Regions from separate parts of the Homo sapiens genome. Here regions 2 and 3 are each linked to region 1. Evidence: chromatin loops called from intact Hi-C (ENCODE). Cell type or tissue: PC-9. All regions are shown on one strand. Each heading gives the region's core, and the rest is flanking DNA. Links, peaks and the distances in the headings are about the cores only.

The links. A loop is a pair of places that touch in the nucleus more often than their neighbours do. Peaks named below come from ENCODE experiments on the same cell type or tissue, not always from the same donor. Only the 100,000 strongest peaks of a DNase experiment are listed, where the experiment ranks them.
Region 2: a loop joins it to region 1, with 2.5 times the contacts of the local background. A loop is called at or near these places in 3 of 110 quality-filtered maps.
Region 3: it touches region 1 in a loop (10-fold over the local background); 2 of 110 quality-filtered maps call a loop at or near these places.

What each region holds. Positions count from the first base shown.
Region 1 is chr7:7,678,517-7,685,211 of GRCh38, reverse strand. The region is part of intron 4 of RPA3 (replication protein A3); the gene reads left to right. The region is part of intron 2 of UMAD1 (UBAP1-MVB12-associated (UMA) domain containing 1); the gene reads right to left. Among named protein-coding and RNA genes, the nearest start is that of RPA3, 37 kb to the left of the region's middle. In PC-9, for the core only: CTCF peaks have their summits at 3,280 and 3,483; DNase peaks (open chromatin) are centred at 3,541 and 3,851; H3K4me3 peaks cover 566 bases; H3K27ac peaks cover 2,069 bases.
Region 2 is chr7:8,074,107-8,080,801 of GRCh38, reverse strand. All of the region lies in intron 6 of GLCCI1 (glucocorticoid induced 1), which reads right to left. Among named protein-coding and RNA genes, the nearest start is that of GLCCI1, 110 kb to the right of the region's middle. In PC-9, for the core only: no CTCF peak of the experiment used is centred there; no DNase peak of the experiment used is centred there.
Region 3 is chr7:7,908,440-7,915,134 of GRCh38, reverse strand. All of the region lies in intron 2 of LOC124901586 (a long non-coding RNA gene), which reads left to right. It also overlaps the pseudogene CCNB2P1. Among named protein-coding and RNA genes, the nearest start is that of GLCCI1-DT, 57 kb to the left of the region's middle. In PC-9, for the core only: no CTCF peak of the experiment used is centred there; DNase peaks (open chromatin) are centred at 1,454, 3,154 and 3,624; H3K27ac peaks cover 4,252 bases.

The DNA.
Region 1 (6,695 bases), core at 773-5,772:
TAAAAGAATATTGTAGTACTAAGATTACCAGAAAGACATTCAGGTCTTCCAACCCTATATGAATTACTCATACAAGGTAGAATATTCATACTGTACATTTTACTTAGAGTCTCATCCTCATTATCTATATCTTTAATATAATGAAATAATAAAGTTTAAATAAATATGAAAGCCACTCATCATAATTTTTGAGTTAAATCTGACAAAATGTGAAGTTACAGCATTAGTAAAGCCTGTAAGGAAACAGTAGGAGAAATTCCATGTACATAACATGGTATGCATACTTACAATGTTTTCCCTACAGATGTTGTATGGAATAAGCACCCTTCAAGGAAATAGTACCATAGTGAAACAGTCAACTACCCCCAAATAGTTGTATTAAAACATGGCTGCTTGAATGCGTTAGTCTGATTTTTAAAAGGTACCTCAGATGTTGGTTTGAAAAGTTTACGGGTGTTAATCTGTCAAATAATTTCACATAAATTCATAGTTGTACTATGGCTAAAGCCAGAAAGAGTCATAGATCAGTTGGAATTCACATTGTATAATTAATTTAATAAAATGCTTCCCAGTTGTTCCACTGATTTTTCAAAAAACATCTAAGGTTTCAAAAACTGTCAGCCCTCCGTATCCATGAGTTCCTCATGGGTGGATTCAACCAACAGTGGATCAAAATTATTCAGAAAAAAAAATTGCTTGTGGTTGCCAAGCGTGGTGGCTCAGGCCAGTAATCCCAACACTTTGGGAGGCCGAAAGGGGTGGATCACTCAAGGCCAGAAGTTCAAGACCAGCCTGGCCAACATGGTGAAACCCCATTTCTACTAAAAATACAAAAAAAAAAAATTAGCCGGGAATGGTGGCACACGCCTGTAATCCCAATTACTTGGGACTCTGAGGCATGAGAATTGCTTGAACGCGGGAGGCAGAGGTTGGAGTGAGTCAAGATTGTGCCACTGCCACCAGCCTGGGTGATGGAGTGAGACACTGTCTCAAAAAAAAAAAAAATTGCATCTGTGCTAAACATGTACAGGCTTCTTTTCTTGTCATTATTCCTCAAACAATACAGTAAAACAACTGTTTACATAGCATTTACATTGCATTAGGTATTTTAGTAATCTAGGGATGATTTAAAGTATATGGGAGGATGTATGTAGGTCACATGCAAAAACTATGCTCTTTTATATCAGAGCGTTGAGCGTCAATGGATTTTGGTATGAGCGGGGGTCTTGGAACCAATTTCCCACAGATACCAAGGGAAAACTGTATATTACTCATAGAAAATGAATTTTGGCTGGAAGCAGTGGCTCACGCCTATAATCCCAGCTGTTTGGGAGGCCAAGGCAGGCGGATCACCTGAGGTCAGGAGTTTGAGACCGGCCTGGCCAACATGGTGAAACCCTGTCTCTATCCAAAATACAAAAATTAGGCAGGTGTGGTGGTGCATGCCTGTAATCCCAGCTACTTGGGAGGCTGAGGCAGGAGAATCACTTGAACCCAGGAGGCGGAGATTGCAGTGAACAGAGACCATGCCACTGCACTCCAGCCTGGGCAACAAGAGCAAAAACTCCGTCTAAAAAAAAGAAAAGGAAAAGAAAACAAATTTCATTTCATAGGATCATGTATGAAGCTTTCTGCTCTTTTTCTATTTAATGATTTAATATATTGAAGGAAATGTAATTACCCAGAAATTCTGTGGTTTTATTTGCTTTTTGTTTATGGCTCAACTAAAAAAGAAACTGTAACTTTATATTTTATGAAGTCTTTTTCAAAGTGTCTCAACACATTATTTGATGACATACAATTATTAGAGAGTGAACTGTAGTGCTTCTCAGCCTTGCATGAACTCTAGAATCATCTGGAGAACTCTGGGGGGAAAAAATCAATTCCTGGGCCTAATCCCAGGACCTTTTAATCAGAATCTAGGAATGGGTCCCAGCACCAGTATTTTTTTCTAAGTATCCCCTAATGCACAGAAGGGTTAGAATCACAGAGAGATAGATCCCTAATTTACGTTTGAGTCAACTAAATCCACTGAGTCCCCGAAAAAAATGAATGACTTTCCCACAATTAACTGTGCCAAACAGAAGGCTCAGTTCTGCCTCTGAGTACAGTTGGCACCTCTCCTCTTCCTTCATGCAATTGCCTTTCACTGTACATTCAAGGAGTTAAGGAAGGGTGGTGTACCCCACACGGGGATGGCCTAACCTAACTTTTTCACCTCCGAAAAACTGAAACTGAAACGCTGCTAGATTAACAGGTAAACCAGAATCAGGTAACAGTGACTGAAAATACTGTTAATTCTATCCATTAGACACACAACTCCACATTTCTTAATAGAAAAACAAGCATCTACATCATGAAGTTAGTTGAAAAATCCTGGCATACTTGCTTTGCAATTTAAAGGTCAAAAGTAAAAACACAAAAACTGCTAAGTAAATTAAATGTAAATCGAGTTTTTCTGGATATCCCGATACGTGGGTAAGGAGACAGCGATAGGGTAAGTTACTTTTTAATCCATAAACACTCTAATTTTTTAAAGATCTGGTATACATTTTTTGTAAGAACAGGCAATAAAAATAGGAAGCACATGTTGAAAACCTGTTTAGTTTTTGTCACTGTTTTAATTAAAGCCTTCAACCCTAGACAGAATCAAAGTGACTTACTGTCCCTCATTCCTTAGAATGTAAATTTTTATGTATACAGCTAAATTTCCACTTTTAAATAAAGGAAACAACACAGCGATGAAGAGACTACCTTTAAAAGTTCCATATAAAAATATGATAGTTTAAATGAAGTATGTATATGTGGTTTGGTTCCCAGAATGAGGAATTCCATAGGAGATAATCTTAAAAATAACTCACTTATTTTCAATATCTGACTGATCATTGAGACTGGAAAACAGAAGGTGAGACTAAATTACATATTTCAATGTGTTTTAAGTATTTTAAAAGGTGAAATCCAAGCTGCTGTGAATTATTAAATTCTGGTTCTAAATTCAGCAAGTGTTACAAAATAATTAGCTTAATGGAAACTAGAAGTTCTTATGCCCTACTTGAAGAAGCACCTGCATATTCTGAAAACCATGATGCATTTCCCTTGTACTGTAACCCAATTCCTTTAATCTCTACAATAGTGTTTGCCCAATTTCATTCTGCCTGCTTCAAAGTTATATTCAATATTTGGTCAACAATATTAGTGAACCAACAACAATATCTAAATTGTTCCTTTTCATTTATATCCTATTACTTTTTGTTGTTATTTTTCCTTCTTTTTGCTATAACATAATAAGCTAATTCATGCTTTTGTCTTAGTTTTGGAAGGAATTATATCCTAACATTTACGCAATATCCCTTTTCCTAACTTAAAATAACTATGAGCTTGCCACTACACTAGTAAATTTGTAATCAACTTAAAGATAATGTCTTAAAAGTACAATTAAACATGTCATAACAGGAGAAAACCCTGGTAATTACGAATAGTGCCATGCTTGCTGGATTTTTAAATAGTAGTATAAGGCTATGAAAAATCGCCACCCAGTGATGCAAATGAAAACTGCAATTTGTTTTTGTGTAAAATGAGTACCCTGGAGGATTACTTCAACTTCATTACTGAATGAAGGAATAGCTATTACCTTCTTACGTGAATAGGAACTGGTTACAAGGGAAAGGATGTTTTTCTACAAGAACTTTTTTCCCTTATTCTTATTCGGCACCACTAGACATTTTACAGAGGCTAAAAGCTTTCGAAATCTTAATGCGGAGAAAGGTTTTCTGTCCAAATGTGAGCTAACTGTATATGAACAGCCCAGATATTCCTATTACCAAAACAAGTGTCTAGACTCTGCCCAGACCTGAATTTCAAGTCATGATGTGTTGATTCCATCAACTCTGCAATGCCATCTAATAATTGTGACCTAAAACCTATTTGTGTTAAGCAGAAATGCTTGCCTAGGGGAAAAGGTATTCTCAAGTGGAAAAAAATAGATAATTTATAGCTTAAACAACATAATTTACTCTGACCTTTCTAGAAATGGGTTATAAAGGCCACATAAGGAGATAATCTAACAAATTCTGTGGTGTCCATATTGATAAAAAGTTGTTGCTACAAATATAATCATGTTTATAAGTTTTTACTTAGCTTTATCATTTAGACATCAACAAACACACAAACCAACAAAATATATTTATTTTTCTGTAATGTACGTATTGCACACGATGCCACAAAAAAAGTTATGTGGATATATGCTAACCATGATACATGTGTATGCAACTAAAAAAACTATCAGAACTAATAAATAAATTCAGTAAGGTTACGGCATACAAAATCAACATACAAAAATCAATAGCATTTTTATATGCCAACAGCAAACAATTTGAAAAAGAAACCAAGAAAGTAATCCCATTTATAAAGCTACCAGTAAAATAAAATACTTAGGAATAAATATAACCAAAGTGAAAGATCTCTAAAATAAAAATTATAAAATACTGATGAAAGCAACCAAAGAGAACACACATAAAAAAAAATGGAAAGATATTCCAAATTTATGGATTGGAAGAATCAGTATTGTTAAAATGTCCATACTACCCAAAACAATCTACAGATTCAATGCAATCACTATCAAAATACCAAAGACATTCTTCACAGAAATGGAAAAAATAATCCTAACATTTATATAGAATCACAAAAGACCCAGAGAAGCCAAAACTGTTCTAAGCAAAAACAACAAAATTAGACGAATCACACTACCTGACTTCAAATTATACTAAAAAGCTATAGTAACTAAAATAGCACAGTACCGGCATAAAAACAGACACATGGACGAATGGAACCAAATACAGAACCCAGGAATAAATTCACACATTTACAATGAACTCATTTTCAACAAGGGTGCCAAGGATATACATTGGGAAAAGGAAGTCTTGAATCAGTGGTGCTGGGAAAACTGGATATCTATATGCAGAAGAATAAAACTAGACCCCTATCTCTCGCCACATACAAAAATCAAATCAAAATGGATAAAATACGTAAATCTAAGACCTGAAACTACGAAACTACTAGAAGAAAGCATTGGGCAAATGCTACAGGACAGTAATCTGAACAAAGATTTCTTGAGTAATACCCCACAAGCACAGGCAACCAAAGCAAAAATGGACAAATGGGATTACATCAAGTTAAAAGGCTTCTGCACAACAAAAGAAATGATTAATCAACAGTAAAGAGACAACCCACAGAATGGGAGAAAATATTTGCAAACTACTCATCTGACAATGGATGAACAATCAGTATATATAAGGAACTCAAACAACTCAACAGGAAAAAATAAAATAATCCAATTTTAAAATGGGCAGGCCAGGCATAGCAGCTCACGCCTGTAATCCCAGCACTTTGGGAGGCAGAGGCAGGAAGATGGCTTGAGCCTAAGAGTTCGAAAGTGGCCTGAGTAACATAGTGAGTTATTGCCTCTTAATATGTGTGTGTGTATATATATATATATATATATTTATCTATAAATTAAATATATAAATATATATTTATCTATAAATTAAATATATAAATATATATTTATCTATAAATTAAATATATAAATATATATTTATCTATAAATTAAATATATAAATATATATTTATCTATAAATTAAATATATAAATATATATTTATCTATAAATTAAATATATAAATATATATTTATCTATAAATTAAATATATAAATATATATTTATCTATAAATTAAATATAAATATATATTTATCTATAAATTAAATATATAAATATATATTTATCTATAAATTAAATATATAAATATATATTATCTATAAATTAAATATATAAATATATATTATCTATAAACTAAATATATAAATATATATTATCTATAAACTAAATATATAAATATATATTTATCTATAAACTAAATATATAAATATATATTTATCTATAAACTAAATATATAAATATATATTTATCTATAAACTAAATATATAAATATATATTTATCTATAAACTAAATATATAAATATATATTTATCTATAAACTAAATATATAAATATATATTTATCTATAAACTAAATATATAAATATATATTTATCTATAAACTAAATATATAAATATATGTTTATAAACTAAATATATAAATATATGTTTATAAACTAAATATATAAATATATGTTTATAAACTAAATATATAAATATATGTTTATAAACTAAATATATAAATATATGTTTATAAACTAAATATATAAATATATGTTTATAAACTAAATATATAAATATATGTTTATAAACTAAATATATAAATATATGTTTATAAACTAAATATATAAATATATGTTTATAAACTAAATATATAAATATATGTTTATAAACTAAATATATAAATATATGTTTATAAACTAAATATATAAATATATTTATAAACTAAATATATAAATATATTTATAAACTAAATATATAAATATATATTTATAAACTAAATATATAAATATATATTTATAAACTAAATATATAAATATATATTTATAAACTAAATATATAAATATATATTTATAAACTAAATATATAAATATATATTTATCTATAAATTAAGTATATAAATATATATTTATCTATAAATTAAGTATATAAATATATATTTATCTATAAATTAAGTATATAAATATATATTTATCTATAAATTAAGTATATAAATATATTTA
Region 2 (6,695 bases), core at 1,172-6,171, 400 kb before region 1:
TGCCTGAAACACAGTAAGCGCTGAATATTATTATTATAGTAAAAAGTAACACATCATTTCTAATTTGAAAATTAAAAATGATGAACCATTCAAAAATTAAGTGCCTATTCTGCTCCCTCTTGACAGAAGAGAGTAAAGGAAATGTTTTCAATAGATTTGTGTACTCTACTCCGGTACATACAGATACAATTTTATTTCTGAGAGAGAAGCAGAATAATATCTGGAGTACCAGGTTGTCCAGGTTTATAACTGCCTGACATGAACTCTGTCAGTTCATGATGGCATCCTTTAGTGTAAAGAGATCTATCATCCTGAAATTAAAATCAATGCTTAAAGCATGCAGATTCTATAGACTACTATGCAAAGAAAATACTTTCATAGTATATGCAGCAATAAGCAGTAGAATGTAATTCTTATTCTATCTTTCCCAGGTAGTTAACTGACTAGGAAAGTGAGTACACTGTTCAACCAACACTTTACTCAATGACATACTAAAGCATAAAATTGGCCAAGAGAATTAAATTAGAAATATGATTGACTGAATAGTACTTAAAATTACTACTCTAGTGTTAAAATATACTTATTTTGCTTCAGGAAATGAAATTATCAACTATAATGGGGTTTGAAGGCCTAATGAAATCAGCAGAAACACACAATTGTGTATCATTTCTTGGCAATGAACTTTAAGAATCAGGTTGTATTACCAATTGTATTAAAAAGCCTGTATTTTCAGTTAACTCCAAGACCAACTTGGAAACTTAGAAGTAAGGAGAACATTTGGCTTTTACAAAGAGCCTCTAAGGTTTTTCTAAAATTCAAAGTTAACACCTTGTGAGAATACTAAAGAATTGTAATGAACCAAGACATCAGCTATATGTAAGATCTCCTTTAGATCAGCATTCAGCAAAGAGTACAGGGGAAAAATGACATCAGAACCTTTTATTACTTACATTTATAAACTTTGTTTCAAATCAGATTGATTTTTTAATAACCGGGACTCAACTTACATTCCAAGGCCCATTAATTATATATTTATTATATGTAGGAGGTATTTTATATTTTGTAATCACTTCTCATTCCATAAGTATGAATTAAATTGATGCCAACTTACAAATTAAGCCAAAAAGTTACTCTTTTGTTTTTGTGTAGTCAAAATAAGTACAGTGCTTCTTCCACAACATAATCTTGATATGCAGAACAACAGTGCTAATCATTATTGTTGATATGCTAACTACTCACTCTAAATCTGATATGACAATTAAAAATGAAAACAACTCACTTTTAATCTGATATGACAGTTAAAACTGAAAAGTGTCCTCAAAGCAATTTATAGACTAAAATAATGATTGTAAATCTTAATGGTAAAACTAAACAAAATAAATTGGATTGCACAAAATATTTTGTATCTTGCGCAAAAGTAGGTATCTCAAGAAAATCACTGTAATACAATCTTAATTTTTATATTGTCAAGTTTATTAAATGGCAAAATTTCCAGGAACATCAGTTTTTAAAAAAACAAAAAACAGAACATATTGTTCATGTTAAACTGCTCCTAAGGTATCCTACAATTGTGGTCTCCCAATAAGAGAGGCATGAAACAATCTGCTGACGTGTGGGGAAAAAAAATCAGTGCATTATACATATTTACCTTTTATCTTTAAAAACAAGTAAACTTTACTAACATTTAGGGAAAAAAGAACATTGGAACTTCTAATAAAAATTTCACTACAATTTTAAATATTCACTTAAATATTTACTAAGCATTTACTATGTTCAAAAGAGAAGGCAAAGCAAAATGCTATCAATGTTGTCAGTGCAACATTAGATAAAATTTAGCATTTCCTCTTTTTAAAAAAATTCTTGCTAAAGGAAAATGGTATTATAATGTCTTTAGGCAGAAACCAACATGGAATTTTAATCATTATAGTCACCTTAAAGTCTGTTCCATCTCCAATATTTACTACCTTATTAATGATGGTAATCGTTTCCACATCTCCCATGCTGGAACTTCATAAGAACTTTGCTGTTATCCTGATCTCCTCCTCCTCCCTCACCTCATACATCTAATTGGCCACCAAATGCTGTTGACTCTTCTTCAGCCCCTTTCCTCCAGTTCCTCTGACCTTGCTATGTCTCCTCATCTTTGCCCTATACCTGTGGTCTCCCAGTTAAGAGGCATGAAACAATCTGCTGACATGTAGGAAAAAATAGAGCAATTAAATATATTTATTTCTACATTTATACACACTTTTAATCTTTTAAAACAGGTAAACTTTAACAGTTTGTAGAATGAATTATATACATATATCACCTAGAAATATATAAACTTTTATTAGGGGTACAGATTCAAAATTGCTGACAAGGGTGTGGAATAAATCAAGTTTGAAAATCACAAGACTAGACTATTAACATGGCTACTTATCTTGCCCTCCTACTGCCTCTACTTCTGTGTCAACGTGAGTTATAGTTCTTAAATGTGAAGCTGGTCCTATCCTTTAGCTGACAAAAGATCTTTCCTTGGCTTTTCTTTCTCTTAGCAAAGCTTACAAGGACTCTTATGAAATAGTGGCCTTTTTTTTTTTTTTTTTTTTTTAAGACGGAGTCTCGCACTGTCGCCCAGGCTGGAGTGCAGTGGTGTGATCTCGGTTCATGCCATTCTCCTGCCTCAGCCTCCCGAGTAGCTGGGACTACAGGTGCCCGCCACCACGCCCGGCTCATTTTTTGTATTTTTAGTAGAGACGGGGTTTCACCGTGTTAGCCAGGATGGTCTCGATTTCCTGACCTCGTTATCCGCCTGCCTTGGCCTCCCAAAGTGCTGGGATTACAGGCGTGAGCCACCGCGCCCGGCCTAAATAGTGGACTTTCTAAATCTCCAGTCTCACTGTTTTCTTCTCTCCACCATTCACCCCTATACCCCAACCGTTCAATTTCTTACTGTTCTGTACACACCGGGCCCTTTCACAGCTGAATGCCCATATAAAGACTATTCCTTCTGTAAAGGCAGCAAGATGTAATCAGGTTCCTACAAAATATCTTTGTTGGCATGTAGACGCCATGGAAATTAGCTAGGTTACTTAATTTCTCTAAGCCTCAGATTCTGGCACCTTTAATAATGACAATGTCACCTACCTAAAGGACTGTGGTAATATTGGAAATAATAAAATCACCTGAACACATTTAATCATCATAACAATTCTATGAGGCAGCTATCCCCAATTTATAGGTGAGGAGATACAGATCGATTGAGTAGCTTGTCCAAGGGCACATAATTAAGTGGCAGAGCAGGGCTTCAACCTGGCTGCCCCAGAGTCAATGTTGATTATTGTTATGCTATCTGTTTCACTAAGTTTGGGTCTATCTCAACTCCAGTGTCTTTATTAGAGATGTGAGGAGCTGACTAGATGATCAAGTTCCTTCCAATCTAATATTCTGTTTCTAATTAAAGGCTTATGGCTCAGGCAAGAGCTTCACTGGGTCTGCCTTCTGTCAGTGTCACAAGGAGATAGTGTAAGGAGTGGTCCCTATGAGTTGATACTTCTTCTCAGAGGAACACAAAAGATAATGGGGGAGGAAAACTCCAACAGATTCCCTTTTCCTTGAACCTAGGTGACACCCTATTATTTTCCACCCAGTTACTATCAGAGTTTACTGGTTACCAGCATGACCAACAGCAAGAAGGGGAAGATGAGACAGTTTTAGCAGTTACTTCCTTTCCCCTTATTTCTACAGCAAATTTGAACTTCATGGCCTCTTTCCCACCAAAAGCCTATCACTAAATTTAGCATAATCTTAGTTTAATTATTCTTGGTTTTTATTTTTATGAAGAGTATCACACACTCTTCATAAACATTAAAAGCCTAACATAAAATTTAACAATTCAAAGAAAACACATTTTCAACATAGCTATAAAAATATATCCATTAAAAAATGGGCATATCATGAACAAAGGTCTTAATACTCAAAAAAATCTCCATTAAGCACTACACCATGCTAGGCACTAGTTTATTCACTGAGAGTAAAGCACTGACCAAAATATGGTCATTTACTCTTGTTGGAGCTAACATCATGGTAAATAGACAAACAATTAAGTGAAATATATATGCAGGTATGTTAAAAATTTTTGATTTGCTTATATTCTAAACTGAGCAATAATGGCTAAAACTGAGTTGTATATTTAAGTAGTTTTGAATTATGAATAATAACTCATAGCTATCACAGTATCTGCCATTGTTAAAATTGTTAACATTTTCAGAAAGAAGGGACAATAGCATTTACTGGATACTTATTTTGTGCTGTTAGACACTGGAATGTATGTATCTTAAGATGCTTTCTTGAAAGACAGGTAAAATGACCTTAGGGACATGAATTCTAGAATAGATCAATTTTAACCTATAGACTAACTCCTTTGTTGGAATAATATCTTTATATGCTGTAATTTTACCACCAAAAGGTCCTTCTAGGATAATAAGCGCCCTAGAACCATATAAAGAGAATATTTTGATAAACGCATCCAGATTCAAAAGCAGTGATTTTTCAAGGTGTGGTAGCTCTAAGTAGTATACCCATCATATCTGCTTTTACAATATAAACCCCCAAAAGAAAAGTGCCATAAAATCTTGGCTGATTTATCTAAAAAATAGAGGGTTAAAGCATAGTAAGGGCATAGGTCAAAAAAAGGTCAAGAAATAGAGCCCTAGAGATAAATACAAGTATGTTAAAATATACGTATAAAGGAATAGGAAGATGCCAAAAGCAGTCTGTTTCAAAAGTCTGCCTAGGGTCAACCCTAGACCCTGAAAAGACAAAATTAATACTTTTGATTTTTTTCTCCTAAGACCAAGGGAGGCTCAGTCCTAACACTAAAAGTTTAGCAATACGAATATTTATGAGTTAAATCACAGAATGAGTTAAATAGGCTTACATGCATTGGCTTGGGAAACTCTATCCACATAGTGTACACTGTTCCTTCAGGAAAATATAGCTTAAATTACAAGTAATCAATTTAGGGACTCTTGGAATACAACTCTACTCAGTAGTTGGCCTGAATCAAACGATTCCATTTATTTCATGATTACAATAATCAATGTTTCCACAATATCCTGCAAAATTGCAGAATTTTATAACAACTGCATAAGTGAACTGTGCCAAAGATCAATGATAAGTAGCTGACTGAAGTCTACATTTTGTGGCTTAACCAGCACCAGTTTGGCTACCATCAAGCAACGCTGGCAGAGCTGCTTAAGAAACTAATATTCCGACACTGCCATCTGTATTATATAAATGGCTATTTTTGTTCCTTGAACTTTATTTTGGGTATGATAATGTGGAAGAATGTAAGCTACCTCTTAGGGTACATTCTGATGATGTCAAGATGAGTGCTCTCATTCTGGATCTCTGAATTCTCCACACAGAGAAGAGCAGTAGTAGTTCCTATGGCTATTAGTTAGCCTGGAAACTTTACACATGTGACCAGTGTGACCAAGTTCCCTTCAGTCTTTAGGTCACTGGAAAAATCTAGTAAAAAATCAAAACGAAACGCCAAAAACCCATTCACTTGAAACAAGTCTCTCAATAGCTGAAACTTTCTTGACAGAGTGTTTTTGTCCTGGCATTACAATCCATACAGGCAAAGAAAAAAACCAATGTGCGATGCACATTGATAATACAAAATTATTTTATAGGTCTCAAATTATACATAATTCATAGCGAATAGATGTTAGGAACACACAAAAATGATGTTAGCAAAGTCAGAAAAAGAATACGTATATAAAATGAATACTAGAAAAATAATCAGCTCACCAGCACATCCCTCATTAGGGCAGCTATTCACTGCAGCTATCCCTCTCCCCTCCATGTCTATCCAGGCTCCTACAGATGTCTGAACTAGTTACTCTACCACAGAACAAATCTCTCCACAGCAACTGCAGAACATGTAGGTACTCCAAATCAAATCAATCCTAGTTGACTTCAAAATTATATAATTAATTCTGTTTTCATAATGATGAAAAGCTCTAGGAAAGCTATACAGCTTCCTTTTATGTCTTTAATAAAAAAACACCAATTTATGATTTATTGTAGAAAACATACATTATAGGAAAGAATTAGTATCTTTTTTTTGAGATGGACTCTTGCTCTGTTGCCCAGGCTGGAATGCAGTGACGTGATCTCGGCTTGCTGCAACCTCCACCTCCCAAGTTCAAGTGATCCTCTTGTCTCAGCCTCCTAATTAGCTGAGACTGCAGCTGCATGCCACCATACCTGGCTAACTTTTTGTATTTTTAGTAGAGATGGGGTTTCACTATGTTGGCCAGGCTGGTCTTTAACTCCTGACCTCAAGTGAGCTGCCCGCCTTGACCTCCCAAAATGCTGGGATCACAGAAATAATTAGTATATTTAAAAATAGCAAAACCCAGAGTTTGGGCCTTACATAAAGAAGAAATGAGTCAGAAACTAGCCTACAGTTTGAATGACATATATTAGTTCCAGAAATTGTAAAATTTCTGGACAACTCCCTCCTTTACACTTTTAGTATTCTAAACATCACTGTATAATAGTGTATTTATAATAGTGTATTATTTGTTTACATTCCTAATTACTCCCTACTACACTATAAATTCCTTAAAGACAGATATCACATATTATTCATCTCTATTTCTCCACTCTCCAGTACAATATCTGACATACAATAAATGCTC
Region 3 (6,695 bases), core at 808-5,807, 230 kb before region 1:
AATACAATTCAATTCTTAGATTGGCATATAGGGTCCTCCACAATCTTACCCTGACCTACCTCTCCAGCCTCATATCCCGGTACATCTGTCCCTCCTTCCCCATGCCCTATCTTCTAGCCATATATGCAGTTCCAAGAATAGGCCATAGTGGTTCACACCTCTGACTTTTGTATACTCATAATTCACTCACTCCATGTGTTCACTCACTCACTTATTATTCATTCATTTGCTAAACACCTACTGAATGCCAGGCAGACAGAAAAGTCCTGTGATAGATAGATGCTATAGGAACACAGAATAGGGATATTAAGGGGTTTGGACTAAGGAGTCAAGAACATCTCCCAGGAGAATTAACATTAAAAGTGAATTTCATTTCCCTAGCATGTGCATATCTGCATGGCAAGCCCTTATTCATCTTTTGGACTTCACTCAAATGTCTCTTCCAGGGCTCTCTCCAAGGCAGAACTTGCAGACATTGTATTGCATGTGACCTCCCCCATCACCCCATCAGATTACGAGATCCTCTTAGCCTCTTGGTGCGTATCATGTCAGTACAGTGGGTTCCTGGCACAGAAGAGGTACCCAATAAAGAACTGATGAATGACCAAATAAAATAACGGTCCTTTTTTGTGACAATACTCCATTTTAACTCATTGTAAATATCTTTGCACTTACCTGAAACCATGGAATTGGGGCTTCTGTTCATTTACAGAATAGATATATTTTTAACATATAAATGAGAGAGATTAGGGAACACCTAGCACCACTATATCATTTTATTTTAGACGTGGATATATAAATTATGTAAAATAGCAATGTAAACATACACACACACACACTCACATACTTTTGTCAATTTAGTGACTAATAACTTGAAGAAATAAGAATTCCCACTATAAGGCATATTCTCCTGAAAGCTTTGGGCACTATGGAGAATACTACATGACAGAATGCTAGTATACTTTCTGAAAGACAAGATGATCCTAATGATTTCCTCATCAATGAAAAAGGACTTTTTCATTATTAGAAATGAGCCCCAAAGGTTAGGCTGCTAATGTGTTTTTGTATACGTGTGCAAATAAATGCCATAAATAACACTTTGGACTAACATCAAAGCACACTTCTGTCTCACTGCTCTTCTTTTTGGGGTGGACATTTGAAGAGGTTCTTTGAAAATTATAACGAGATACAAACTTACTCCAGTGTCCCCTTCTCTACTAATACATGAAGGGCAGCTGTGACTGGCTTTCAGTGGACCAAAGCTCTTACAGGAGTTGCTTAGGGAGAAGCCTCACATTCTGCAATCCTGTTTCTATTTGAATGTGGAAACCTGAGCTACCTCTCCCTCCATTCTCTCCTGCCCTCCCCAACTCTCTCCCTCTAGACAGGTTTCTAATCTGTCCAGTGAGTAGCTGGAACTACAGCAGGAGTCAGTAAACTTTTTTGGTAAAGGTCAAGATAGTAAATATTTTCAGCTTTGGACCACATGGTCTGTGTTGCAACTATTTAACTCTGTTATTATAGTGCGAAAGCAGCCACACAGAATATGTAAACAACGGGTACGGCTGTTTCTCAATAAAAATGGGCATGCCTATTTTCCAATAAAATTTTATTTATGAAAACAGGTGGTGGGCCAGATTTGGCCAGTAGATCATAGTTACAGACTCCTGGACTAGAAATATTCTAGGATCCCTGTTAGCTTTTCTCTGCCTTAGTATTCAATTTTCATGAGTCTGTGAGAGTTCACAATTGGGAGACAGCTGGAAAAAAAGAGAAGCATACTTTGAAGAATCATTGGCTGTGTGAAATTACTATATTTGACTTATCTTTTCACTTGGAGTCTTTTAACTTTGTAGCATAATGCCCCTATTATATTTAGCAATTAGAGTGCCATCACAAAGTAAAATGTAAAACCATTATTCCTTGAAAAGAGAAAAGGCTTGTGGTATGAAATGATGCATGCGAGGAGTGTGGGTGATAATTTACTCATATAATCATTTCTATTTCTGTTCTATGGCAAGTATTTCTGGAGATGGCTCAGATGGCAAGGAGATCTTTAAGACGTGCATGCCATAATTAACCTTTTTATGTGTTCTGATAGAAATATCAATAGTTTTTCCTCCTTTAGCACTTTTAACTTTACTTATGGTGTATAGAGATGATTTGAAGAATAATCATTATAAGGGAAAAAACGCCTTTATATCTTGGGTTTAAAATAAAACATGTATATTCTTCCTATTATTTTTACTTTATGGATAAGTTCTAGACACTGAACATCTGCATTTCTTTTTGCCTCCTTGCAAAGGAGGAGCTAGCCCAGCCAATGATTCTGTAGAATGTAGATCCACGATGTACGAAGTGTAGTCCCTGGACTAGCAGCATCAGTATTTGCATCAGCATCTACTAGAAACTTGTTAAAAATGCAAATTCTCCAGTGCCATCCCAGACCTACTAATTAAGAAACTCTAGGAGTGGGCCCAGCAGTCTGTTTTAGCAAGCTCTCCAGGTGATTCTAATGCCTGCTAGAGTTTAAGAACCACTGGTATAGCTTAGATTATTACCTTACAGAAGCACAAGTTAAAGGGAAGACCTGGCCTCATATAATCAGCAGAATGACCTTAGAGCCTGGACATTCAGAAGGCACAGAATACAGGCGATAAGCCTATAACTACATTACAAGAAGAAAAAGGACCTGAGAAAGAAAAACAAAGGGAAGAAGGGAGACATAGAACTTGAATGAGTAGGAGGAACTGGAAAACTCCAGGGTTCCATTTGCAGCTGTGGCTACAATCCTCCATGATTTGATGGGTGAGGACTGTGCTAGGTGAAGGGAAACAGAAATGAAGAGAACAGTCTCTCCATCCGCAAAGAATTCACAGTATTAGAGTGGAAAAAGAAAAAAATGGCTCCCTTGAGAATTTACAATAGACCTAATATTTTAAGTCAAAGGAGGCTGGGCGCAGTGTCTCATTCCTGTAACCACAGCACTTTGGGAGGCCAAGACAGGAGAATCATTTGAGCCTAGAGGAGTTCTGGACCAGCCTGGGCAACAGGGCAGAACAATGTCTCTACAAAAAATAAAAAAATTAGCTGGGCTTAGTGGTGTGTGCCTGTGGTACCAGCTGCTTGGGAGGCTGAGGTGGGAGGATGGCTTGAGTCCAGGAGGTTGAGGTCACAGTAAGCCATCATGTCGTCACTGCACTCCAGCCTGGGTGACAGAGTGAGACCCTGACTCAAAAGAAAAAAGGATCAAAAGAGAGAGGTTGGACATCAGGAGACATAGAGACAAGATGAAGAGAACAAAGAAAATAGAAGATATGAGGATAAACAGAGTATTAAAAAATTTTATTTGTACTAGAACATAGAACATTTAGGAAATTTGTTCTTTTAATTCCTCCAATTACTAAAAGGTGAGCTCTGCTTTGATTTGGAGATAAAAATCCCTGACTCATTGCTTCACTGGACAGAACCACAGGAGAATTGCAACCAAAAGCCTTTCATTTCCTTACGATGCTTATCGCCAGCAAATAGCTATAGTAACACACTGACATAAACCATTAAGCTATGTATGGGTCGGTGCTATTTAAAGAATGTTTGCTTCCCCACCCAACCCCATTCTTATGTTGAAATCCTAACCCACAATGTGATGGTATCAGGAGACATGGCCTTTGAGAGGTGATTAGGCCATGAGGTAAGAGCCCTCATGAAGGGGATTAGTGTCCTTATGAATAAGAGACCCCAGATAATTCATTTGCCCCTTCCACCATGTAAGGGTGAGAATGCAGCTATCTATAAACCAGGGAACAGGCCCTCACCAGACACTGAATCTGCTGGTGCCTTGATGTTGGCCTTCCCAGCCTCCAGAACTGTAAGAAATAAATTTCTGTCGTTTATGGTATTCTGTTATAGCAGCCTTAATGAACTAGAAAAATAAAAAAGAAAACAAAACAAAACAGGAACATGTTCTTATGGTAACACAACCTGGTCATTTTTCAAGTCCTGCCACAGAGTATCAATCTTGGAGCCTCATCATAAAATCATTTTTGGGTGCCTAAGGAGAATGTTATAGGTGAGACAGTGCTATTAAAAAAATAACACCAAATCAAAGATCATAGAGTTTTCTGGAAGATTTTTAGAAGTCATCTTTTCAAAACAGCCTCCAATGTTTTAAAAAATGACTTCACTATTTTAGTAATATATATATATATATATTTTTAAAATTCAAACAATACAGAAAAGCACAAAGAAAGAAGTAAATTACTTCCCAAAGTAAAGATTACTAACATTTGGTGAATAGAATCCATAAATACAAATAGAAAGCTAGACAATTAGGAGCAGTTTCAGAGAGAGAGATTGTATGGTACATGCTATTTTTTAAAACAAAATTTTTATTTTTGAATAATTTTAGGTTTATGGAAAGGTTGCAAAGATAATACAGAGCGTTCTAGAGCTCTCAACCAACTTCCTCTATTGCTAACATCTTACATTACTATGGTACATTTGTTACAACTAAGAAACCAACACTGGTACATTACTATTAACTAAATTCCAGGCTCTTTTTAAATTTCACCAGTTTTTCTACTAATGTCCTCTTTCTGTCCCAAGATCCACATTGCATTTAGTTGTCAGGTATTCTATTAGGACTCTCCAAAGAGACAGAACCAATAGGGTAAATGGGTATATGCAGAGACAGAGAGACAGGAGTTAATTCTAAACCTAAGAGTCATGTGACTATTAGGCATTCCATTTTAGAATAAATTGGAAATAGAGTTACAGCCAGAGCAGCACAAGTAGCTAAGAAAGCTCAGAACACCAAAGTGCCAGTTCAACCCAGGGAAACAACAAATGTCAACAAACAACTGAAACCTACTGCTTCTGTGAAACAGTACAGATGGAAATGTTGGCTCCAAAGGGTCCTTCTCCCATACCTGAGGATGCCTCCGTGAAAGAAGAGAACATCTGCCGAGCTTTTTCTGATGCTTTGCTCTACAAAATTGAGGATATTGATAACAAAGATTGGAATAACCCTCAGCTCTGCAGTGACTATTTAAGGGTATCTATCAGTACCTCAGGCAGCTGGAGATTTTGCAGTTCATAAACCCACATGTCTTAGGTGGATGAGATGTAAATGGACATAAGCATACCATCCTGGTAGACTGGTTGGTGCAAATCCACTCCAAGTTTAGGCTTCTTCAGGAGACTCTGTATGTGTGTGTTGCCATTATGGATTGATCTTTACTGGTTCAGCCAGTTTCCCAGAGGAAGCTTCAACTAGTTTGGATTACTGCTCTGCTCTTGGCTTCCAAGTATGAGGAGATGTTTTCTCCAAATACTGAAGGCTTTGTTTACATCACAGACAATGCTTATACTAGTTTCCAAATCCAAGAAATGGAAACTAATTTTGAAAGAACTGAAATTTGAGGTGGGTGGACCCTTGCCACTACACTTCTTAAGGCAAGCATCAAAAGCCGGGAAGGCTGATGTTGAACAGCACACTTTAGCCAAATATTTGATGGAGCTGACTCTCATTGACTACGATATGATGCATTATCATCCTTCTAAGGCAGCAACAGCTGCTTCCTGCTTGTCTCAGAAGGTTCTGGGCCAAGGAAAATGGAACTTAAAGCAGCAGTGTTATACAGGATACACACAGAATGAAGTATTGGAAGTCATGCAGCACGTGGCCAAAAATGTGCTGAAAGTAAATGAAAACTTAACTAAATTCATCGCCATCAAGAATAAGTATGCAAGCAACAAATTCCTGAAGATCAGCATGATCCCTCAGCTGAACTCAAAAGCCATCAAAGACCTTGCCTTCCCTCTGATGGGAGGGTCCTAGGCTGCAGTGGCCCCTGGGAATGTGTGCTTCATTTTTGCACTTTTTCTTACTGGGTTAGAACTCTTAATTTTATACATAGTTCTCTGGTCTGTTTCATGAAAACTCTTCTCAGACCAATTTTCTAAATATATATCGAGGAAAAATTAAGCTATTGGTTTTTCTTAAGGTAAAAAAAAAAAAAAACAACAATATACCAATTTATCCTACTAGAGAGATCCTAAAAGAGATTTATTATAAGGAATTGGCTCATGCAATTATGGAGGCCAAGAAATCCCAAGATCTGCAGTTGGCAAGCTGGAGACCCAGGGAAGGTGACATGTATTTCCAATCTGAAACTTAGCAGGCTGGAGACTAAAAAAACAGCCAATGTTTCAGTTTCAAGTCCAAAAGCCAGAAAGAAACTGGTGTCCCATCTCAAAGCAGTCAGGCAGGAGGAGTTCCCCCTTACGGAGTCTTTTTGTTTTATTCATGTTGTCTTCAAAGGATAGGATGAGGCCCACCCATATTATGGAAGGCAGTTTGCTTTACTCAGTCTGCCTATTCAAGCATTAACCTCATCAAAAAACACTGTCACAGACACAGAAGATTAACGTTTAACCAAATATCTGGGCACCCCGTGGCCTAGCTAAACTGACACATAAAATTAACCATCCCAAGTATACATACTATTTTCAATCTATTATGTTAATATAATATCTGACTTGCCAGATCATGCCGTGTCACCCTTCACTTTAAATGTGCAAGCAGATAGCTCTTTAGATGCCCTATACTTCTGTCCCCACCAGTTCAGCTGGAAGTTTTCCATGATTCAATTTGGGTGTTTGAACCCAAACTTTTTTTAATTATATAATTTAAA